Linked DNA regions of Homo sapiens: regions 2 and 3 are each linked to region 1. The links are chromatin contacts, found by Hi-C in ENCODE. All regions are on one chromosome and are shown on one strand. Each heading gives the region's core, a stretch centred on a gene start or an enhancer-like site at or near the end of the contact. The rest is flanking DNA. Distances are from core to core; before and after follow the strand shown.

Region 1 (4,802 bases), core at 1,690-4,189:
ATGTTACCATTACTACAAATAAACATGTGGGCAACAATCAGAGTTCTTTAATCTTCATATTATTCGTGTGAAATCATTAATTGTATTAAAAAATTAAACCATCAACTATAACCAATTAATAGGAATTAAGATTTTGCACCTCCTTACTAAAGTAAACTGTTTAATTCTAACTCCCTACTCAGTTACCTCCATCCAACAATAATTACTGAATGCTCAGCAGGTGCAATTTGTTTTAGAGCTAGTCTGAAGTCAAAATTTGTTCCAATTTTTTCTTTGAAGACAAATATGGCTTTGAAAAGCAGATCAAGTGAATAAAGCACTTTAGAGTCTAGTTTAATTTTTAAGTCTTTAATGTTTAAAATGTAAAATATTCTGTTTCATAAGTTAGTTGATAAGAATTTTGGGTACCTAAAATTCTTTTTTGTCATAGAAGCAACAGTGATCTTATAAATAATATAGAATAGATTTTCAATATTTTTAGATACGTATACCAATAAAATTATCTATTATTCTTTCATATATTTATTCAGGAATCAAAGCATCTGTGATAAGAAAATAATCTCAGAGAATCACCCAATATTTATACATAAATCCCACTCCACCTCCCATCTCCACAAAACCTTCAAATACAAACACTTCTTAGCTATCATTCTCCTTACTAGTTAATACCCATGACACTTCAGAGATTGTCATTTATTTACCTTCTGCAATCTCTCTGAATTTTGCTTCAGCATCCGGGCTCTTATTTTTGTCAGGGTGGTACTTCATGGCCAACTTGTGAAAGGCCTTCTTGATTTGGCGCTCTGATGCCGATTTTGGCACACCTAAGATATCATAGTAGCTTTTTGAGGCCAGAATTAATTCTGTTATCATTAAAATGCAGATTGCAAAGATGAAAATTGACTGGGGAGTAGCCATTTCTAATATCCTAAAACAGAAAAGAAAAAAAAATGTTATGGATGGAGCTAATCTTAAAACGTTTTTCTTTTAAAAGAAATCCAACACAAGGTAAACCTAATGCAGTATCAAAATAGTAAGCATACAGTATCTATTACCTGTCCACATGTAATTTCACTTTTAGTTTTATAACTCTCAAACTGGCTTAACCTTATTGAGAACAAAAATAATTCTTGGCTTTGTCTGTCTACTAATACTCTGGCCATACACAGAGGAGATAGAAAATTATCAATAACTGACTTTTAACCAGTTTATATTGAAGATTCATCATATGCAAGCATTGTAAGAAAAAAAAAGAAAACCAAATAATATAAGATCCCAACTTTCCTTTCAAGACTTCATATCCTGAAAGTAATAATGTATTTAACTTCACAGAAAAAAAAAACATTAAAAAAAAAAGGTGGCGCACCAAGGTAAATAGCCCAGTATATCTAAATTAGTATTATTAATCTCGCTCCAAAAATTCAGCTTTCATTTCAGCAGGTGAGCCAAGGACTGCAAATAGAGAATCTTAATATCACAATACTAATACTGACAATACAATAGAATGTTGTCTTTTTCCCAAATGTAAGATCCCAAATGTTTAACCAGGAAGCATGGCTAAATATTGTTTAAAACTCATGATGAACAGAATTTAAGATTTCTGCTAAAGCTGCCAGAAAAATGAACTTTGATAGTTTGTACTGTGGTTAAGGCAGATTCTTACTTTCACAAACTCAGTAGTTAAAATATTTCTTTTACCTTTAAACCATTAAAGAAATGTTAACTTAGAATTCTTGACAATATGTATTCAATGACTTGAGATTCAAAACGAAGGGATGGATCCTGTTTTTTGAATACGGGACCACCAGAGTCCTTAGTAACCTATAATGCCATAATAAGGCTGACGAAAAACACTACGGTTTGTGGAAATTGCCTGGCTTCCTCTCCAGCGGCCTTTCCTGAGAGTAATTAGCAGGCAGGTAGATTACTTATTTCCAGAGAGTTACTCGTAGTCACGGGTACCAAGAATCAAGAACCACTTCTCGGTTTAAGGAACACAACAGTGTGTCCCATGGACGCTGCGTCAACTGCAGGTTGCTCCCTAGTCAAAGGGCGGATCTAAAACTGACAGGGAGGCGCCTCACTGGTTCAGCAGACGTTATTCCACGGTCTCAAGGTGGACATCTAATGATTTTTTTTTAGCAGACTAGTTTTGTATTGTACAGACTTCTCATCCCCAAGACGGCCCCGCCAGCCAGCAGCCCGTGCCTTATTCCCCAGCCTCGGTGGGCGGCTGGGCTAGACCCTCCAACCTTCACCTAAAGGCGACTGGCACTTTCCCTGCCCGCCCAGGCCCCGCCGCAGAAGCTGCCCGAGACCCGGGCTCTAATCCGGCGCCCGTGAAAGCCGGCGCCACAACCCAAAACACGATTCTGTGATGCGGCTGTCTCCGTTCTTCCATTCTCTCGGCCAAAAACATGCAGCCCATTGTCCCTGCGGCGACCGTGGCGGACACCGAGGCCAAGTCAGCTCACAAAGACAGGCCTGGGCTACGGGGACCCTCCGAACTCCCCTCCCCACGACCCCGGCCTCGTCCCTCACCTGCACCCTCCGACTACTGCTGCTCCTCCACAGAGCTGAGGCGCTGGCGACCCTGACGATCGGCTCGGGTCGGCAGCTTGGGCCCGGCCCCTCACCGCGGCCTCCCGGAGCTGGCACGCACCCTAATCTCGGTCGTACACCGACCTAGCGCTCCTCCTTCCCCGCCGGCGCCCAGTCCCCTCTCAGCCAGCTCCTCACAGGCAGGAGGTAGCCGCTGGCGCCACCACCTCAGAAGACCTACACGAAACGCTTCCCCATTGGCTTCTGCCTCCCCACGTGATCCCGGCGCCCTACGCGCACGTGGAAAACTGTTGTTGCTGCTAGGGCTGTGCGCCACTTCCGGCTTCAACCCCCGAAAAGGCGGTGCTTAAACCGGAGGAGGCGGAAGTGAGTCGACAGACGAGGCGGCTTTCCCGGCAGAATGCTAGCGCAGGCGCAGGGGCTCGAGAGGCCTGGACCTGTGGCGCATCCTCAGTGAGGAGGGCCGCCCTGCATCCGTCGCCGGCCCCGGTCTCCAGGGGCCTCACCCGAGTCATGCCCCGCTATTGCGCAGCGATTTGTTGTAAGAACCGCCGGGGACGAAACAATAAAGACCGGAAGCTGAGTTTTTATCCGTAAGTTGTTTCTGGAGCAGAAGCGTCAGCCTCGCCGTGAGGCCTTGGACCTGTGGCCTTTGGGCTTGGGTGTCTCCTGTCCGCTCTGCCAGTGAGTCCTCAGCTCTCCGTACGTGGCCCGTCGCCCGCGGCAAGACGGAGGGAAGGCGCTAGTTCAGTTTAGCTAGCAATGCCCTTCTTGCGCGAGGACTGCTGGCTGGTGGCGAGGCCCAGGAGCCTGTTTGGGTGTTAACAGTTAAAACAGTAAAGTTTGCGCGGGCTTCTGTGGTTTTCAGTCTTTTCCCCACTTCACGTGATCTCATTTCATTGAACAACATTAACCACCATTTAAGATACGTGAAACCTGCGAAGTGGAAAGGTGCACGCAAAGTTAATTTACACCCCCCGCGAGGTAGGTCGCATAGGTATAATTTCATCCCACTTTTCTCCTGAGGAAACTGAGGCCCGGAATGATTAGGTAACCGACCTTGAAAGTTTAGTGTCAGAGCCAGAATTATAAACTAGTCTTCTGCTTAGGGCTGTAGATACTCTGCGGAGAACAAGGTTTTATTCTGTTACTCTGAATTACTAGAGCCACGATATATTTCCATCAAACTACTGAAGCACTGATTTTTATTCAGAAGTACAGACAAGCAGTGTCGTATAATAATTAGGGGTCCAGGCTTCAATGCTAGATCCTGGTTCCACTATTCTGTAGCTTAATGACCTCTTGGAAAGTATTTAAGCTTTGGTGTCTCACATATCTCATCTGTAACATGGAGATGTTAATAGTACTCACATGATTAATAACACATGAAAAGCAACATATTTAAAATACTGCATTTCCATTTTTTCTTGTATTTAAAAACAATTCATTTAGATCTAACCTGGTTCAGATTTTCAGCAGTTGTTTTGTGCTCATTTTACTTTAGACCTGAAGGACTTATTCATTAATGATTCGGCTGCTTTCCAGTATTTTAATTAATGGAAAAAAAATTGATAACCCCACCAGGCGCGGTGGCTCACGCCTGTAATCCCAGCACTTTGGGAGGCTGAGGCGGGCAGATCACCTGAGGTCGGCAGTCTGAGACCAGCCTGACCAACATGGAGAAACCCCGTCTGTACTAAAAATACAAAATTAGCTGCGCGTGGCGGCGCATGCCTGTGATCTCAGCTGCTCGGGAGGCTGAGGCAGGTGAATCGCTTGAACCTGGGAGGTGGAGGTTGAGGTGAGCCGAGATCACACCATTGCACCACAGCCTGAGCAACAAGAGCGAAACTCCGTCTCAAAAGAAAAAAAAACTGATAACCCCAAGTAATTCACAATCCATGGCAATATTTCCAGGATTGTCTCCCTTGAAGCCCAGCCTCAAGATGCAAAGAGATGTTTGGGGGAGGAAAACAATCTAATCCACTTTCAGTTTATAGGGAAATACTACTGTACTAATGGCTCTATCTCTGAGAATGTTTGTAGCAAAAGATCATGTTGAACTTGATTTAACCCCGTATTTCCCAGATTTATTTGGCCTTTGATATTGGAGATGGGGTATAACCCCACACTGAAATTTTTAACTAAACTTTGTGGACCTTACAGTAACTTTTTAGGAAGGAAAAAATAATGCAAGTGAATTGTAAAGATTTTTTTCACTGAAAATGTGAATTTAGTAA
Region 2 (4,802 bases), core at 1,676-4,175, 5.4 Mb after region 1:
AAATTGGGGTCATCTAAACTGAGTCCAGCTGGCTAATTATAAATACATGTATCTTTTCACCAGGTTCATGCCTCTTTGTCAACTTCTGGTTGGGCTGGGGAGGCCATTCAAGGTACTGAGGTTGTAATAGGGCCTGGGCAAGACTCCTGTTCTACTTATCCTTTTGGAACACTCACTCTGCCACTCCACCATACTTGATCACTCCAGAGATCTTTATGACCAGAGCTAGTTGTCCTAAGAAAACCAGAACTTGTCTCCATGGTAGAGGTAAGAAAACAAGAAGCTGCCGGGTGGCGGTGGCTCAAGCCTATCACTTTGGGAGGCCCAGGCGGGCAAATCACTTGAGGCCAGGAGTTCGAGATCAGCCTGGCCAACATGGTGAAACCCCATGTCCACTAAAAAGACAAAAATTAGCCGGGCATGGTGGTGGGCACCTGTAGTCCCAGCTACTCAGGAGGCTGAGGCAGGAGAATCTGGGAGGCAGAGGTTGCAGCGAGCCAAGATCTGGCCACTGCACTTCAGCCTGGGTGACAGAACGAGACTCCGTCTCAAAAAAAAAAGAAAAAAGAAGAGGCTTTACAAGAACCCCTTCTTTTATCCCTGGAAGAGGCTGTGTGTGAAACCAATGCCCACAGTTTGAAGGGCATTAGCATTCATCTTAGGGGAGTGTGGGTTGGCTGGCTTTCAGGTAGCACTTTGACCTCACACACCCATCTACTATGTCCAACTGGTCTGTCTGCTTCCCTCAGCCTTAACCAATAAAGGACAAGGACTTAAAAAAAAAGAGTGGGAGTGAGGGGAACAAAGGGCATCTTTTTTTTTTTTTTTTTTTTGAGACAGAGTCTTGCTCTGTCTACCAGGCTGGAGTGCAGTGGTGCCATCTTTGCTCACTGCAACCTCCATCTCTGGGGTTCAAGCAGTTCTACTGCCTCAGCCTCCCTAGTAGCTGGGATTACAGGTGAGCTCCACTATGCCTAGCTAGTTTTTGTATTTTTACTTGAGACAGGGTTTCGCCATGTTGGCCAGGCTGGTCTCGAACTCCTGACCTCAGGTGATCCTCCTGCCTTGGCCTCCCAAAGTGCTGGAATTACAGGCGTGAGCCACTGCGCCCAGCTTTTTTTTTTTTTTTGGGGAAATGGGGTCTTCTCTGTTGCCCAGGCTGGAGTGTAGTGGCGTGATCACAGCTCACTGCGGCCTTGATCTCCCAGGCTCAATCGATCCTCCCACCTCAGCCTCTGGAGTAGCTGGGACCACAAGGGCGGGCCATCAAGGCTGGCTACTTTTTTTTTTTTTTAATTATTATTTGTAGAGATGAAGTCTCGCTATGTTGCCCAAGTTGGTCTCCAACTCCTGGGCTCTAAGGATTCTCCTGCCTTGCCCTCCCAAAGTGCCGGGATTACTTCTCCGTTGCTTAGTCAAGAACACTATGAAGAACTTTTGAGTAGTAACTTCAACTTACCCTTTGGGTTTGTATGTATGCTGTTACTTTTTTTTTTTTCTTCTGTTGCACAAAGGTATTATTCACCTTATGCAGTTTCAGCTCCACCCAGGTGCAAGCAGCTCTTAATCACCCTTAAGTTCAGCAGCCACTCTAAGCTAGCCTGAGGAGATAAAGTCCACACTTGACATACAGTTCTTTACATTCCTCCAATGTCACACAGGCACATTCACTTTCAAAATGCAGAATAGTTTGGTCTGCATTTTTCTGCCAGTCTTATCTGCATTTAGAACCTGTGGTGGTGGTTTCTTTTTTGCCAAGATAACCCCAGGGACAAGCTTTTTTTTTTTTTTTTGACCCTGGCACACCCCAGGACTTTTATAATCTTTTTGCCCAACAACCCATTGTTGAATTTTACTTCGACATGCCTGTACTTTACTTCTTGAAACAACTAATTTCATTCTGCAGTTTAAAAAGCAAATCCAGTAAGAAACTCAGAATCACAATCGTATGCTCTTTCATAGTTATCCTAGCGTTAAAAAAGATGCAAATTTAGATGAGAACCGTGTGTACCAGGGGGCTGTGACATCATTTTAAAAGTAAACGATCACACAGTGAACAATGCCGTGCTCCCATTAATATTCAATACGTACTGTACAACATTTCAAATTAGAGTTTAGTTTCTTCGCTACCAGGATCCTAGCGCCATAGGCTGTAAGTATTCAAATGCTTCTCGACTGTGATTGAGTTGGCTATGACAGTCCGTCAATGGGTCTGCAGGATCCCATTTAGTTTTAGCAACTGTGGCTGGTGTCCAGGAATGCGTTCATGCGATCTGAAAGTAAGCCTCTGGCTTAGGACAGCGGGGGGAACCAATTTGATCTTAGGAGGGTCCCTGCAGAGTGTTTGAGTCGCGAGGCGGGCCGGGGCAGGCCGCGTGCTCCCAGGCGCTTCCTTTACCAAGATGGCTTCGGCGCCCCGGCCCACAGGGGCGGCCATCTTGGTAAGGGCTGGAGAGGCAGCCTGAAGGAGGCCACCGCTGGCCCTGCTGTCAGATTCGAAGGTCATAATAAGGGAGTGACCCGGCGACGACTCGCCCCAACGATGGCGAGGCGGCGAGAGCTGAAGCGCTGCCTGCAGCTGCTGGCGTCCTCGGCGGAGCCAGCGCGGCGGGCTCGGGTTAGGAAGAACCCGAGCGCCTGCCGCGGTCGCCCCTCCCGCTACGCGGCGGCGCTTTGCGCGGGGACTCTGTGGCCGGAAGCCGCGGAACTGAGGCGGCGCGCGCTCCCGGCCACCCCAAGCGCGAGGTGAGTCCGCACCCCCGCGCTCGCACCCCGCCGCTCTGGCCGCGCGCCCGCGGCCCGGGATCCCGAGTGTCCGGAGCTCCGTGGTTTCTGTTGGACCTCGCGGGAGGCGGTTTTCTCCCGCCTGCTGTGCTCTGTGACCTCTCTGCTGCCTCCTCCACGGTCTCTGGGCGGAGCAATCCACACTGCTGAGCCTGGGGTGGTTTGGAATTCTTCGGCGAAGTGGAGCGGGCTGAGAGTGGGTTTCCCGTCCCCGAGCCCTCCCTCATCTCGGAGATGCCGCACTTGTGAGCGACAGGGCTTCATTTGAATTTTCGCACCTCGCGAGTTGCGGAGCCTGCATCTCTGAAGCTGCCTCGGTGAAGAGCCACAGCATTATTTTTTTTCTCTTTGGGAGAGTAGCTGTCTGGGATTTGAGATCCTATCTTCCCTGCAAATTACCAGGTTGCATCTTCACTGATAGGAATACATGTGGGTTTATCTTCTTTTGGTTGTATGTAAATGAATGGGTCGACAACTTCCTCCGAGCAACTTATTGTTGCTTCATCTATAGTGTTTATCTTCTAAAAATCCATTCCAACAGGTTTCTCCCCTTTTATTTTGGAATAAGTGTACTTATTTAACTATGGAATGGAAATGAAGAGCAAAAAAAAAAATGGGGCTAGCTGGGGAGGGGTGGTGGAAGGCTGTGCTTTCTTGAGTTTTCTGTTCTGTGGTTGTTTGCTTCTTATAAATTGGGTATTATTGTGGGCTTTTCAGAACACGTATTCAGATAGGTTTTTGTTGTTGTTGTTTTGTTTGTTTGTTTTTTCCTTTTTTTTTTTTTTCAAGCTAGAGCTCGATATGGTAGATACTCTTCCATGGGTTCCGGGATCACATGCATTCATTATACGTCAGTTAAACCTGGAAAATATTAAGGGAGTGAGTAAAGTTTAACAGCCTTTTAAAAAGTCATTTAGTTCTTGTCTTTGCCTTTACTGTACGTTGTTATATATACATGTTATAATATGACTGACTCACCTGGTTGGCTTTGGCTTAGCATGAAATGTTTGCTACTTGATAATTCTGATTAATTTGTCCAGGAAGTCATTCCTGAGATGCAGTTCTTCAAATTGAGAAATAATTCCCATGTTTGTTAAAAAATGGAAATCTCTAACATTTCCATTTCTATTTTCAGTTACATTGGTTATGAATTAGCCGCAGACATGGACATCGTTTAGAAAGAAGTTATGTAATCTTTAAAAAGAAGATTACCTATATCCCACAATAGTGTGATTTTTGTTGCAAGAAAATACTGGGTCTGTTAAAGAAGAAATTTAGGGTAAAAGTACTTATTTAAAATAATAATTTAAGGAGAGATTGAGGGGTTAAATTTGTTTCAAGTCAACTGAAAATATAGTCAGGATTTTCAGAGATTTTGTTTTGTTAACATTCTGCAGGCTTTCCTGCTACAAGAATTATGGTAAGTCTCCAAGAGATAAAAATACTTAGTGTATTTCTCATACCCTTATTTTCACTCAGAATTCCAAATTATATTGTAGAAATTCTATGTTACAAAATTCTAATTTTAAAATTAGTCCAGTTATAACTATATGAAGAACATTTTAGCATAAGCATTCCATCACAGGGTTTTGGTTATACTTTAGTTGATACAGTCATTCTTGTGTTTGTTCGAAAGGGGTATTATGTTACTTTGAGTATTTGTGAGTTTGGTAAACTGAGAGGATTTTTATGAACATTTAGTCTGTGTTTGGAAAAGCAGTATTTGCCTTTAATTTTGTTGTTTCATTCTGCTTTTTCTTTGTGGTGATGGATAGCTGTGGATATAGTGAGTTTTTCCATTGCTTTCTACACTTTGTAAATAAGAATATAGCTATAGCTGGAGGACTGTTGATCTGGGCTTTTTAGGTTGAAATGCATACACATAAAAAGTGTTTTCATTGAAGTATTATTAGGGAAATGAACTGTATGTATAATTAATCGTTAAAGAGCACTTTTATTCTGGAGGCCAGTGAGGGCATGCATAAAACTGGCATTAAAATATCACCCATGTGATTTCC
Region 3 (4,802 bases), core at 1,328-3,827, 5.2 Mb after region 1:
CCTGAATAAACATTGCTCCAAAGAAGATATACAAATGGACAACATCACTGTTAGGAAATGCAAATCAAAACCACAGTTGGATGCCACCACATACCTATTAAGATAGCTATTATTAAAAAACAAGCAAAAACAAAACAGAAAATAAGTGTTGGAAAGGATGACCCTTGGGTCCAGCCAACCCTTGCATGTGCTGCTGGATAAAATGGAATCCTGGTGCACTGTTGATGTAAATGTAAAATGATAAAATGGTGCAACTGCTGTGGGAAACAGTATGATTGATTCCTCAGGAAATTAAAAATAATTACCATGCCACCTAGCAATTCGATTTCTGGATGTGTATCCAAAAGAACTGAAAACAGGATCTCAAAGAGATATTTGTACATCCATGTCCATAAGCAGCATTAGTCATGATACCCATAAGGTGGAAGCAACCCAAGTGTCCATCTACATATGAATGGATAAACAAAATGTGATACACGCATGCGCGCTCACACACACACACACACACACACACACACACACACATTATTCAGCCTTAAAAAGGAATGAAATTCTAGTATAAGCTACAACACAGATGAACCTTGAAGACATTATGCTAAGTGAATAAGTCAGTCACAAAAAAGACAAATACTATATGATTCCACAAATATGAAGTACCTAGAGGTGTCAAATTCCTAAAGACAAAGTAGAAGGATGGTTTCCAGTGGACAGTTTTTTCCACTGGCATAGTTTCAGTTTTGTAAGAGATTAAATGGGTATAGAGTTTCAGTTTTGTAAGATAAAAATAGTTTTGTAGGGTGGTTACACAATAATGTGAATGTACTTAACATTACTGTAAACTTAAAAACGGTGAAGATCGTAAATTTCATGTTATGTGTGTTTTAGCACAATTTTTTTAAAAAACAAAACCCCCGACCGGGCACCGTGGCTCACCCCTGTAATTCCAGCACTTTGGGAGGCTGAAGCAGGCAGATCATGAGGTCAGGAGTTGGAGACCAGCCTGGCCAACATGGCTAAACCCCGTCTCTACTACAAATACAGAAATTAGCTGGGCGTGGTGGCACGCACCTGTAATCCCAGCTACTCGGGAGGCTGAGGCAGGAGAATCGCTTGAACCTGGGAGGCAGAGATTGCAGTGAGCCGAAATCAGGCCACTGCACTCCAGCCTGGGCGACAGAGCAAGCCTCTGTCTCAGAAAAGAAAACAACAAAAAAACAAAAACCCATGTTAGAGTTAATGGTAAAATTGAATGGGAGGAGGTGTGAGGAAAAAAATATATTAATATGAAGAAAGTGGAGTCAGGTTACTTTGCACCTTGGAGCATGTTTTAACAGTGGTTGCATTAGTAGGGATCAGGAAGAGGTTTTGGGGCAGAAGATTAGTTCAATTTTTTTTTTTTTAAAGACGGGGTCTCACTGTTACCCAGGCTGGAGCGCAATGGTGTGATCTCAGCTCACTGCAACCTCCACCTCCCGGCCTCAACGATCTTCCCACCTCAGCCTCCCTTAGTTCAATTTTTGAAAAGTCAGTTTTGAAGTGACAATTTTATCATGCAGCAGATATACAGACCAATTAAATGTATTTAATTGGCCTGGCACAGTGACTCACGCCTCTAATCCCAGAGTTTTGGGAGACTGAGGCAGGAGGATCCCTTGAGGCCAGGAGTTCAAGACCACCTTGGGCAACATAGTGAGACCCTGTCTCTACAAAAAAAAATATACATATATATATATATAATATATTTAAAAACTTTAATTGTGAAAATATAATGAAATTAGTAAGTTATTTTCTAATTTACTAATTTCTGGTGGTCCTTGCTAAAGAGTGGCATATCAAGTTTATTTTATTGAACCTGTTTCAGATACTGCTGTTGGGGGTGAGCCTTTACCCACTGTTTGTTTTTGCTAGTTTTTGCTTTTGACTGCAGTCTTAGAAGGAAGCATATAGTAGGAATACAATTGATTTTATTATACATTAAAAAATTAAGTCCCAGAGTCCTATAATTGGGAATATCTTGAATAAAAACTTCATTAGAACAAGGTAAAAATATTGCTGGCCTTGGAATACAATCTAACACACTAGAGAGAGGTTTCTTCTCCAAGCGAGTATTAAAAGATATAATGCAGGTAAATTAGTAATAGCACGACAAATATTAGCTGCTATTATCATCATCAAGTTAAACACAAATGTATCACAAATACACGTACGTAATTCTCCGCAAATGTATATACTAGTCGTCGATACTGGTTCATACAGGTATTTTCATTTTTTACTTAAAAGTATAGCGCTCCTGGGAAAATCACTGATTAGGTTCAGATTAATACATAAAGCAGTAAGAACTTAAAGATAATATAAAAAGAACTGCTTTTAAAGGTTATGTTCTATGTATTGCACTGGGACGTGGAATATAATCCTTTTTACAGGAAAACTGATGCGCCTAGGAACCATTCTCTCGTGCGACTTGGTCTCCAGCCGGATCTCAGTCAGTATAGAACTAGGTTACCGCACACGTTGGCGGGGGTGGGAGGGTGTGAGACTGGCCTCCACACCACGAAAGATCCATCCCGGAAGTGCTTACTGGTCGTCTCCATGCGCCGGTTCCTGGGCGTCTTAGAGCCAAGGCGCGAGGCTCGGAGTGAGAGGTAGAGCTGGAGGGGACCCTAAGCGCCCTCCGCCCGGGACGTGAGCCGCTGCGCCCACCGGGCTAGACCCGGCGCCATCATGCTGCTTCTGCCAAGCGCCGCGGACGGCCGGGGCACCGCCATCACCCACGCTCTGACCTCTGGTAAGTGCCCACCCAACCTCGGTTCCTTCTCACCTCAGCTGCCCCTGCCTCAGTCCTCCGCCTCGGCAACCCTGGGCTCTCTCTACCCTTGACCCTGGCGACTAGCCCCGGGGCCGTATGGGGCCGTGACGAGTGCCTTTTTGCTCCGTGTTTTAAAGTAATCCTACCCTAGATTAGAAGGAAGGAGGGTGAGGGGTGCCTTCCTTTTGCTCCTACCGTTGCTTCCTCCTCTCGCCGCTGCTGACTCATGGATTGGGCTGAGCATTTCGGGACGGAACCCCCCAGCACCCCAGAAAGGTTCTCATAAGCATCTCCTTGCCTACGGTGGAAAGACTACGCGCAGCGAGCACCCCACGTGCCTGGGGTCGTACAAAGCTTTGCTACTGGCGCTCTCTTAAACAACTTTCTCCCTCTCTACGTTTGCTCCGGCCTTGTTTTTTAAATGTCACAACTCAGACACCGCTCCTCATACTCGGTGTTCAAAGACTGTGCTGCTGAAAAGATCCGCGTAGACTTTGAAAGGCAGTTATTACAAGTGAAACTTGTCCTGCTGCTGTAGGTTTTAGTTTTATGGCCCAGGACAGTCATGAGTATTGTAAACTTAAGAGTCTTCAGGTCCAGTGATCTACAGTAATTCCCATAGCCAGTCACATAGGCGCTTGTTGAATGTGATTTTGAACATAACCCATGGCACGTGTTGCATTTATGTGTCTCCGTGTGCCTCTTACAACTAGAGCAAAAGGCTTAAAAGGCAGTGTTCTTAAAAGCCACACACCCATACTACACAGGTAGTACCTTTTTGACAGTGTTTTAATCCTCTCCTGTGTAAGGTGGAGGAAATCTTAAAATAAGTTGTTCAGGGATTTTCCTTTTTTGAATTGCTAGTATACACATGTACAGTGATTTACCCCCACTTCCCAGGAATAGATGATACCTTTACTACAAGTTTGTAATTTCAGAGAGTTTCTGTGGTCTCATTCAAGCTTCCTAGGAACTGAATGAGATAAATAGGTATTGTTCCCATTTTACAGGTGAAGACATCCTGATTCATTTCAGGTCACATAGCCACTGTCAGACCTAGTCTAAAACCCAGAGTGTCTGGTTTCAGATTGAGAGCTTGTTCCACTACAGCTTAGCTGCATTAGTAAATTCCCATTTGCTGCTTGGAAAATTGCTTTCAGGACAAATTCTTGTTAGTGAATTCTTAAAATTTTTAAGAGCTATATTCAAGATTTTAATAATTAAGACAGTTTGAGTTGTCTGGGTGCGGTGGCTCACGTCTATAATCCCAGCACTTTGGGAGGCCGAGGCAGGTGGATCACCTGAGGTCAGCAGTTCGAGACCAGCCTGGCTAACAGGGTGAAACCCTGTCTCTACTAAAAATACAAAAAAGTAGCTGGGCGTGGTGGCGGGCGCCTATAATCCCAGCAACTTGGGAGGCTGAGGCAGAAGAATCGTTTGAACCCGGGAGGCGGAGGTTGCAGTGAGCCGAGATTGCGCTATTGCACTACAGCCTGGACAACAAGAGCAAAACTCCGTCTCAAAAAATAAAAAGATAGTTTGAGTTGTTTTTAGATTTTTTATTTTTGGTGAGGCTAGCTCTTCGTGACAATTTATCACTATTTATTACTTTATTAAAATTATTTGTCTAGGCCGGGCGCGGTGGCTCACGCCTGTAATCCCAGCATTTTGGCAGGCCGAGGTGGGTGGATCACGAGGTCAGGAGATCAAGACCATCCTGGCTAATATGGTGAAACCCCGTCTTTACTAAAAATGCAAAAAATTAGCCGGGGGTGGTGGCGGGTGCCTGTAGTCCCAGCTACTCGGGAGGCTGAGGCAGGAGAATCGCTTGAACCCGGGAGGCGGAGCTTTCAGTGAGCCAAGATCGCGCCATTGCACTCCAGCCTGGGTGACAGAGCAAGACTCCGTCCCAAAAAAAAAAAAAAAATTGTCCAGGTGGGTGCAGTGGCTCACGCCTGTAATGCCAACACTTTGGGAGGCCGAGGCAGGCAGATCA

Evidence for each region. A loop is a pair of places that touch in the nucleus more often than their neighbours do. Pooled maps may share reads with other maps.
Region 2: a pooled map shows a loop between it and region 1 (11-fold over the local background). The contact joins the promoter of NAPEPLD here to the promoter of THAP5 in region 1. A Hi-C loop is called at or near these places in 5 of 50 pooled maps.
Region 3: a loop to region 1 is called in a pooled map, with 12 times the contacts of the local background. The contact joins the promoter of DNAJC2 here to the promoter of THAP5 in region 1. A Hi-C loop is called at or near these places in 6 of 50 pooled maps.

Annotation. Positions count from the first base shown.
Region 1 is chr7:108,567,843-108,572,644 of GRCh38, reverse strand. It overlaps THAP5 (THAP domain containing 5), which reads left to right and starts at 2,939. Exons shown (of 3, transcript NM_001130475.3): 1 at 2,939-3,155. The coding sequence starts at 3,076. It overlaps DNAJB9 (DnaJ heat shock protein family (Hsp40) member B9), which reads right to left and starts at 2,771. Exons shown (of 3, transcript NM_012328.3): 1 at 2,542-2,771; 2 at 702-928. The coding sequence starts at 918. RefSeq lists enhancers at 2,616-3,343, 2,877-3,356.
Region 2 is chr7:103,147,222-103,152,023 of GRCh38, reverse strand. It overlaps NAPEPLD (N-acyl phosphatidylethanolamine phospholipase D), which reads left to right and starts at 2,925. Exons shown (of 5, transcript NM_001122838.3): 1 at 2,925-3,213. It overlaps LOC105375434, which reads right to left. Exons shown (of 3, transcript XM_047421168.1): 2 at 1,460-3,006. The coding sequence ends at 2,204. It also overlaps the pseudogene RPL23AP95.
Region 3 is chr7:103,342,542-103,347,343 of GRCh38, reverse strand. DNAJC2 (DnaJ heat shock protein family (Hsp40) member C2) reads left to right here and starts at 2,577. Exons shown (of 17, transcript NM_014377.3): 1 at 2,577-2,785. The coding sequence starts at 2,722. It also overlaps a transcript of PMPCB not described here. RefSeq lists an enhancer at 2,395-2,634.